Regions from separate parts of the Homo sapiens genome. Here regions 1 and 3 are each linked to region 2. A link is a contact called in ENCODE Hi-C or POLR2A ChIA-PET data. All regions are on one chromosome and are shown on one strand. Each heading gives the region's core, a stretch centred on a gene start or an enhancer-like site at or near the end of the contact. The rest is flanking DNA. Distances are from core to core; before and after follow the strand shown.

Evidence for each region. Hi-C counts contacts between places; a loop is a spot of excess contacts on that map. ChIA-PET counts read pairs that join two places held with the same protein, here RNA polymerase II (POLR2A). Pooled maps may share reads with other maps.
Region 1: a loop to region 2 is called in a pooled map, with 27 times the contacts of the local background. The contact joins the promoter of KMT5B here to the promoter of RBM4 in region 2. A Hi-C loop is called at or near these places in 3 of 50 pooled maps. POLR2A ChIA-PET finds 5 or more read pairs at or near these places in 3 of 52 experiments (GM10248, T-cell and activated CD8-positive, alpha-beta memory T cell).
Region 3: a loop to region 2 is called in a pooled map, with 6 times the contacts of the local background. The contact joins the enhancer-like site here to the promoter of RBM4 in region 2. A Hi-C loop is called at or near these places in 1 of 50 pooled maps. POLR2A ChIA-PET finds 5 or more read pairs at or near these places in 3 of 52 experiments (OCI-LY7, WTC11 and activated CD4-positive, alpha-beta T cell).

The regions. Positions count from the first base shown.
Region 1 is chr11:68,211,951-68,214,650 of GRCh38, forward strand. KMT5B (lysine methyltransferase 5B) reads right to left here and starts at 1,346. Exons shown (of 11, transcript NM_017635.5): 1 at 1,188-1,346. RefSeq lists silencers at 583-1,052, 1,638-2,077, 2,188-2,327 and an enhancer at 2,024-2,700.
Region 2 is chr11:66,637,376-66,640,135 of GRCh38, forward strand. RBM4 (RNA binding motif protein 4) reads left to right here and starts at 1,328. Exons shown (of 4, transcript NM_002896.4): 1 at 1,328-1,377; 2 at 2,325-2,748. The coding sequence starts at 2,337. All of the region lies in intron 1 of RBM14-RBM4 (RBM14-RBM4 readthrough), which reads left to right. RefSeq lists enhancers at 779-1,492, 1,257-1,626, 1,493-2,204.
Region 3 is chr11:65,491,451-65,494,180 of GRCh38, forward strand. No RefSeq gene overlaps it. Among named protein-coding and RNA genes, the nearest start is that of LINC02736, 4.7 kb to the left of the region's middle. RefSeq lists silencers at 212-713, 2,408-2,702, enhancers at 388-682, 1,519-2,029, 2,030-2,541, 2,033-2,162, 2,408-2,702 and a cis regulatory region at 2,441-2,683. Within about 2 kb of position 1,426, at least 37 of the 41 ENCODE cell types and tissues checked have a DNase peak (open chromatin) inside an H3K27ac peak, as active enhancers do; they include OCI-LY7, where a contact is called at or near this core.

The sequences.
Region 1 (2,700 bases), core at 96-2,595, 1.6 Mb after region 2:
TCAAATTGCTAAACCTTCAGATACACAATAAATCTGTATTTACAGCAAGCGGCAATTTATGTATTTCAACATGCACACATTATCTGTAATTATTTCAGGTAAAAATGGTTTCCTCCTCTTTTGAAAATACTTCTTTTTACTACTAATTATCAATATTATAGGCGTGTTCTCAATATTAAAGACTAAAGGAAAAAAGTTATAGCTGGCAACTGCTTCCTCTAAAGATCCTACACAGCAAAGTTCAGACCTGTATGGCCATCCTCAACTACACTTTATATCAAACTGGTTTAAATCGAAAAAGGTCCACATCACAAAGAACCACAATCAATCAAATTAATTCACCTGCCCTCTATTCTAAGGAAAACTCCCCCCACTCCAGGTAAATTTCATTTGGCAAATTCTTAAAAATTAACTTCAAAGAACACATGTTCACCTCCCCAGTATTCCGAAAGTTCCACCACTTAATAAATCGTTAAGTTACTGTTCCAGACCCGGGTCCAATAAACCCAAATAGACTGAATTTCTCAGCACCCAACTTGTTTCTATCTTAATCCAGCAAGTTGCATCGAGTTGTCATTGTTCCTCCTTCCAAGGCGGAGGTGACAACGGTGCACATCATCCGCGAATACGTGGAAGGACAGACACACACCAGGGGACGCAGGGAGAGCGGATAAAGCACAAAGGGGACGCAGCGGCCGCGGGGTCGCCGGGCCACGGCCAGGGGCGCCGTCGGGGAGGAGGGTGGGCTGCAGGACGAGCTCGGGAGGGCTCCGAAATGCGCTCGGGCCAAAACAAAAACAAAAAGTTCAGCGCGGCAGTGGGAGCAGATTGGGCGAGACGGTTCACGGCTGCCCATTGGAGAAAAGGGAAAACAGAGTCCCCCAATCGCGAGCGGCGGGGCTGCTCCCCTCGTGCGGCCGCGGGCCCGGCCCCGACGCTGCCCGGCGGCCGCTACCGCTCCCTTCCGGCCGCGGCCACCACTGCAGGCCCCGCGCCGGCCCCGCACCGGCCCGGCCGCAGCCCCGCCCCCCGCGCCCGGCCGCTTGCGCCCGGCCCCGGCCCCACCCGCCCTGGCCCCGGAGCCCTGCGACCGGCCTGGGCCCGCGGTCCCCCACGTCCCTGCCCGCCCCGTCACCGAGGCCGCCCCCCGCACACCCTCGCCGGCGCCCGCCCCTCCCCCGACTCACCGCCTGCGCCGCCCCGCTCCTCCTCGGGGCGCGTCCCAGGCCCCGCTGCCCGGCCGCTGCGATGCGGGGCCGCGCCGCCGGGCCCCGCGTCCCAGTCCCCCCCAGAAAATTAATCACCAAAAATAATTCCAGAGAAAAATGGAGAGTAAAATCCAAGATGGCGGCGCGGGCCGCAGCACCGCTCGCTCCCTCCGCTGACGGGAAAAATGAGTCCCCGCAGCGTCCGAGCCCCCCGCCCCCAACCGGCCGCCGCCGCCGCCGTCGCGCCCCCCGCGCCCCCGGCCTCGGCTCGCTGCGCCCCCGGCGCCCGCCCCCGCGCCCCGCCACCCGGGGCCTCACCTCGCCTCGCGCACGGCCGCCCGTACGAAAACCGTCCGCCGGCTTCAGGACTCCGCGTCCCAGGTCCGTGCGCCGCGCGGTGCCGCCTCCGGTTCCCGGGCGTCCTCACCTCATCGCCCCGCTGCCCTGCCGCCCGCACCGCCGCCGCGTCGCCGCCCCCGGTGAGCCGCCTGGACCCCGCCCGGGCACGGTGGAAGGATACGAAAAGAAGGCCGCGGCCTCGACGGCGGAGGGACACCGTGCGGCGCAGCTGCCACAGTGTGCGCGCGCCTCCCGCCAGGCCCAGCCGCCGCGGCGCTTCCACGGGGCTCTGTGCGGGACGCGGGCACGCGCGGGGAGCGAGTTCTGTGCCGGGCGCTCCCGACGGCGGAGGGACAAAGGGCGATTCAGAGCGAGCCGTCGCCTCCCCTCGTGGCGGAGGGATTCGCGGCCGGCCGGTAGGCGGCTGGGATCCCTCCGCCCTCGCTGCCCTTTAAATCGCGGCTGAGGCGGCGTCGCCCGCGCCCCGCGGGCGCCACGTTAGGGTCCCCTGCGGCCCTTACGCGACCGCATTCCGGTCCCGGTCCCCGCGGGACCGCGGCAGCTGTCCCGGGCCCTGGGTCTTTGCACACCTGCCCCTACCAGGGACGGCTCTAGAGCCAGCCTCTCGGACTGCAGCCCTGGGGAAGGGGACCCCCCCCCCTCCCGCCGCGCGTCCCAGTTGCTCCGAGGGAGGTGGCCCCGGGCAGACGAGCGTTTTTGTTGTGGGAATGGGGGTCACTGGCAGCAGATGCACCCTAAGACCGTGTGGGCAGGCTGAGCGTTCCTGCGCGGAGCATGCGAGGGAGGAGGAGAGCGGGCGCGCCTTGGCCTGGCCCCCCGCGGGCCCCGCCGCCCCCAGCACCCACTATGTGCCCCGCGCCGTGCTCCGCTCCACTCCGGGTGTGCCCTGCGCGCTGGCCGTGCGATCCCTCCTCGGGGATCCCGGGCTGGCGGGGAGATCCTGAGGGACCGGGCCGCCTGCGAGCCGGGGAGCTGCGAAGCTTGCCTGGGCATCGATCTTGTAGTCCAGACAACAGAACGATGAGCGCGCTCCCGGCCCCTGCGGGGCTGCCCAGGGTCTCCGCGCATCCTCCCTCTCACGCGTCAGGACGACCCCCGGAGGTGGGGGCCATGTGGGTGCCACTTTACACCT
Region 2 (2,760 bases), core at 78-2,577:
TGGCCCTCGTGTTGGGTTTTAAAACCCACTCTTTTTTTTCCCCCCCAAACTCTGACTTCACCTTTCTCTTTATGAAACCGTTCTCTTTTTGGGGCGGGGGTGGTGGTGAAGAAGCTGCTTTGGATGGTGGTGTGTGGTACTTGTGTCATCTTCACTCCTGATGATCCCTTTCCTCATAAACTCTGCACTGCTTTTAGCCTGTTTTGTTCGTGTTATAAGTTCTTCCATCCAGTCCCTGCACTCCACCTTTTAACCCTTTTCAAAAGCTGCTTCGCAAAGGGTCTTGACTAAAGTTGCTTGCTTAATGAATATGAAGCAGCCTAAGGATGAGAGAAAACGAGGCAGCAGCTGGACCCTCTGGAGAATGTTACTTTGTATTTTGTTTACAGCTGGTTGTGACTAAGCTCTGTCCTCTAAAGTCGGTTCTAGGGGATTAAAACAGCTCTGGCTGATGGCGCCCAATAAAATAAAACAAAAAAACCTTTGCTGCTCCAGTTTTTTCTCAGGGTGGGGTCGGGGTATACTTTAAATCTCCATGGTCTCAGAAAGGTTTCTTCATCGCGGACCCTGGGAGGCTGGTTCCCAGAGGGAACTTGTCCTCAGCGTCTCCTGGACAGTGCAGCCTCCTGCCGGGCCTACTTCTGGAAGGCCATTACAGAGGTCCTTTCACCACCTGTGAGAGGTTTGATTTTGGGGGAGCTCCGGGACTCTCAAGGCTACAGTGTGGACTGCTGGCCCAAGGAGAAGGTTGGTTTCCTGAAGTGGTGGGTGGTGGGTTGGGGGGGGTCTTCGTTGTTTTTCTTCCCTGGCATGTGCCTGCATAAGCTATTTCCACAGCGTCCTGGCCGCGAGGGGGGGTGGTGCTTGGGAGGTTAGAGGGAGACACCTAGAGTGAACGGCAAAATGGAGCGCGGAATACTGTCTGGCTGTGCACGTGGAGGTGGCGAAATGTGGAAGCTTAACGAAGTTGGCGCCATGAAGCTAAAGACTGCTACCCCGGGGCTCTAGCTCGCTCCGCCTAATGGCGGGCCGCACCCCGCCGGCGAAGCCCACGTTTGTAGGTCCGCCCTCACGCTGATCTCTTGCCCAATCAGCGAGTTCGGCTTCGCGAGGTTGGTGCCCATTGGCTTTCGCATAAAAGCTCCGAGGTTACAGACGTTTCCACCTCTTGCCGGCCTCTTAGGTAATTGGCGTCCGTGGTAACCAATCAGGAAGAGGATCTGAGGGAACGCCGGCCTTTTACTTTCTTGAGTGGCCAATCCGGTTGTAGGCTCACCTCCCCCTTCTACTCAGAGCACTGCTGCGGCCGCCGCCATTTTAGCGTTTTGTCAGAAGCGTCCGCGCCGCGAGGAGGAGGCCCTGCTGGTTTCTGTGCGGGTGAGACTCCGAGCCTTTCCACTGCCTTTCTTGTACTGTGTTAAATCTTCTCTCACTCCCTTGGGCTTCGGGGGTGTCCTGGTAGGTCCGCAGTCTCCACACCCGTCACTGAGAGCCGACCTCGGTCCTCGGCATTGCGCGGTAAGCCGGGAGCAGCCCTTCCCCCACCGCCCCCTGAGAATACCTTGCTTTTTTTCGCCCACCCTGTCCCGCGCCCGACATGGCTGCTCTTGGAGCCTCGAGATTTCCACTGGGATAACCCCCTTTCCCTTATATCTGACAGTTACATTCTCGTTTCGGGAATTTCTCGGGCCGTGAGACATCGTCTGGTTAATGAATCTGAAGCTCTTTTCCGCGGCCGCGCATTTCAGTGTTCGGCAGGAGCTAGGACGGTGCCCCGAGAGAGGCGTTCACCACTCCAGTATTTCCTTTATCTCCCACTCCTCGCTGTCTGATCCGAGTCGCGCGTTCATTACTTCCAAAGGAAACTCAAATGTAGCTATTACAAGGCCCATTTTCCCGGAAATGATGGCTGCTTTGGTTCCTACGTGAGGAAAAGCCTGTTGATAATTTCAGGCAGGCAGTCAGCAAGCCTAGTAGACTTTTGTTTTCTGTTGTCCTCCTAGTGGATAGAAAAGCCTAGTACCCCCATTTCTTCATATGCTGTCTTTCATGCCCATTTCTGTTGGAAGGTATCGGTTCTTACCAAACCCTTTGTCTACTAAGGACCTCCCTATTGCAGACGTCTTCTTATTCTTACAGGTTCATGGCGGCTACTATAGCAGGCCTTAGTTCACTCCCACTTCCATTTGATTATTGTGTGGAGGTGTGTGTGCAGGCGTGTGAGAGAGAAAACTGGAAATATACATTAGAGTGAAAGTCGTTGTCTTTTGTGAACGGATGTGGGCCTGAGGTCTTTTGTCAGATGTCTTGTTTTTCTCTCCCAGGCTCTTGTCAGGATGGTGAAGCTGTTCATCGGAAACCTGCCCCGGGAGGCTACAGAGCAGGAGATTCGCTCACTCTTCGAGCAGTATGGGAAGGTGCTGGAATGTGACATCATTAAGAATTACGGCTTTGTGCACATAGAAGACAAGACGGCAGCTGAGGATGCCATACGCAACCTGCACCATTACAAGCTTCATGGGGTGAACATCAACGTGGAAGCCAGCAAGAATAAGAGCAAAACCTCAACAAAGTTGCATGTGGGCAACATCAGTCCCACCTGCACCAATAAGGAGCTTCGAGCCAAGTTTGAGGAGTATGGTCCGGTCATCGAATGTGACATCGTGAAAGATTATGCCTTCGTACACATGGAGCGGGCAGAGGATGCAGTGGAGGCCATCAGGGGCCTTGATAACACAGAGTTTCAAGGTGAACCACCCT
Region 3 (2,730 bases), core at 176-2,675, 1.1 Mb before region 2:
TTTCAGGATTGGAAGAAAAATCTCAAGTTTTCTTGACCAGCTTCTTCGCAATGCAGGGATACTGCGGAACCCTAGGAAGGTCACCCAGCTTCCAGAGGATACCTGTGGGAATGGGAACTTGCTACCTAGAGGTTTATTCCACTCAAACACTGGGTGGCTCTGATCCACTATTACCAGTTCAGGAGAAGGCCCTGTCATTCTGCGGGCTTCTGTTTTAATCCGGCATTGTTGAGAAACACACCCCGACAAAGTGCCTGAAACCTTGTGGCCGCTACCCCCTTGTCCCAGGAGATGTGTGTCTGTGGGATGTGGGCCACACTTGCATGAGGAAGAATGAATATACGTGTGTGTGTGTGTGTGTGTGTGTGAGCATGCTCATGGAGGATGTTTAATCAGCTTCATGCTGGGTGTGCCAGGCCAATACAAACATCTGCCAGGGACCTGAAGCATGACTGAAAAGATCAGGGACACAAGAACGCGGCTGCGACTCCCTGAGAGCTTCATTGTTCCTTCAGGCCACTTGGGAAGGTTCACTCAGCAGGCGTCTCCCGCGGTGACTCATCATGGGGCAAGGACAGCAAGGGCTGAGCCGGGCTCACTACCCTGCACTGGGCAGGGGGCGGGTAGGAGGTAGAGGGGTGAATGCTCCATCAGAGCTGCATGGAAACCACAGGTGGCCTCTGGGTTTTCTCCCCTGTCTCTGTGGATGGCAGTTGGTTCAGAAGTTCTGAACAGACCTCCAGAGCAAAGCAGTTCCCAGTTTCCCACGCAGTACAGCTAGCTCAGTCCCATTCCACTCCATCCTGATGGGCATTCGAATTTACGTCAAGTCTAAATCCGTTCTGTTCCTGTGGAATGATCTGTTCCTGTGGAATGATCTGTTCCTGTGGGAGCTTTTCAGTATTCTGGTTGTGTGTGTGTGTGTGTGTGTGTGTGTTATAAATTCCAAAAAAGATACTATTCCAATGTATTCATTGAGTCATTACTCAGTAGACACACATGGAGCTTCTACTGTGTGCCAGGCTCTAGTGATCTGGCAAATGACAGCTCTTTGCCTCAGTTTCCTCATCCGTCTAAGGGGAAAGCAACACCACCTCCCCCACAGGGCTGTTGTGAGGCACAGCACTCAATACACGTTACAGAAAATAAAGATGCACATGGAGTGGATAGACGGTTCTACAGACGCAGCCCCCAGGAAGGCATGGGGGACAGCCCAGTTGTGCCCCTCGATGTCAATCTGTCCTCCTACAGCCCACAGTGCTACAGCTGGGCTGCCACAGCCAGGCCTTTCGGGAGGATCCACCAATAGGCTTCAGGGCCCAGGGCCAAGTACATTACGCAGCAAATAGACCAAGGAAGGAACTAGGAGCCTGGAACTCTCAGGCAGGGGGTGGGGAATTGCTTTCTTAAGACACTTTCTCCTAAGAAAGAACAACAACAACAAAAAAGACACTTTCTCCTTTATTCCCCTCCCCGAAAGAGGATTCTATCTAACAAGGAATGCTTGCTAGAAGTAGAGGTGGGTACATTTAGAAGATGTTTTCTTGTCTCAGGAAGAGAGAATCTGTTTCCCCTACCCTCCTGCCCTGGTGATTCAGGGCTGTGATGGAAGAGGCCCCAGCTGCCTCTTCCGCATATCATTTTGGGAAGGTCAATGACACAGCCACTTCTAGTTTCTGTAACTCATTCTTGCTGGAATTGCCCTCAGCTCTCTGTGAAGTGACAGGCCTGTCTGCTGGGTTTCAAGGGATAATTTTACATGTTCTACAGGGTAAATTATTAGCTGTCCAAAACCCCCTAGAAAACAATGCTCTGTCTTCCATATCATAGAGCTCTGAGCTGCATCATCTCTGTAGGTTTTTTCCTGCTGTGGGGGCGGTCACAGTAGGTGAGGGAGCCTAAGTTTGTGCAGCAGCTACGGAAGGTCACATTGTTCCAGAAATCGGCTCTGGGAAGGTGGGCAGCCAGGGGATGGGATTGGGAACTGCAAATTCCTAAAATCTTTAGAAAACAAGAAAGTTTGGGCTGGGTGTGGTGGTTCATGCCTGTAATCCCAGCACTTTTGGAGGCAGAGACAGGCGGATCACTTAAGGTCAGGAGTTTCAGACCAGCCTAGCCAACATGGTAAAACCCTGTCTCTACTAAAAATATGAAAACTAGCCGGGCATGGTGGCAGGCACTTGCAATCCCAGCTACTTGGGAGGCTGAAGCAGGAGAATCACCTGAACCCGGAAGGCAGAGGTTACAGTAAGCTGAGATCCCGTCACTGCACTCTAGCCTGGGTGACAAGAGCAAAAAACTGTCTCAAGGAAAAAAAAAAAAACAAAAACCAAGAAAGTTGTTTTCTTGGGACTGTCTTTGCCCTTCATTTCTGACCTGCATTTCTAGAGAGCTCTAGAAATGCAGAATTAAAGAAAAAATTACAGGATTAGATAAAATCAAAGGAGGCCTGGGAGGAATCCAGGTGCCATGAAGACTCAGCCACTGCGGCCTCTGGGCTCCAGGGCCGTAGATGACGGATCTCTCAGAAGCTTGTCTCTTGACTAAGCCTGACTGGACTTGCCAATCAGGGAAGGGGTGGAGTGGATTCTGGCATTCTCTGGAGGTTTCCGGCCTGGCCTGAGTCAGGAGGATTAAGGTAGGGCCTTGCTGACTGTATGCTTGGAGGCTGGATGCAAAATTTTTGCCCTTTTAGTCCTTTTCAGCACCCCGCCTTCTCGAAGGTACAGC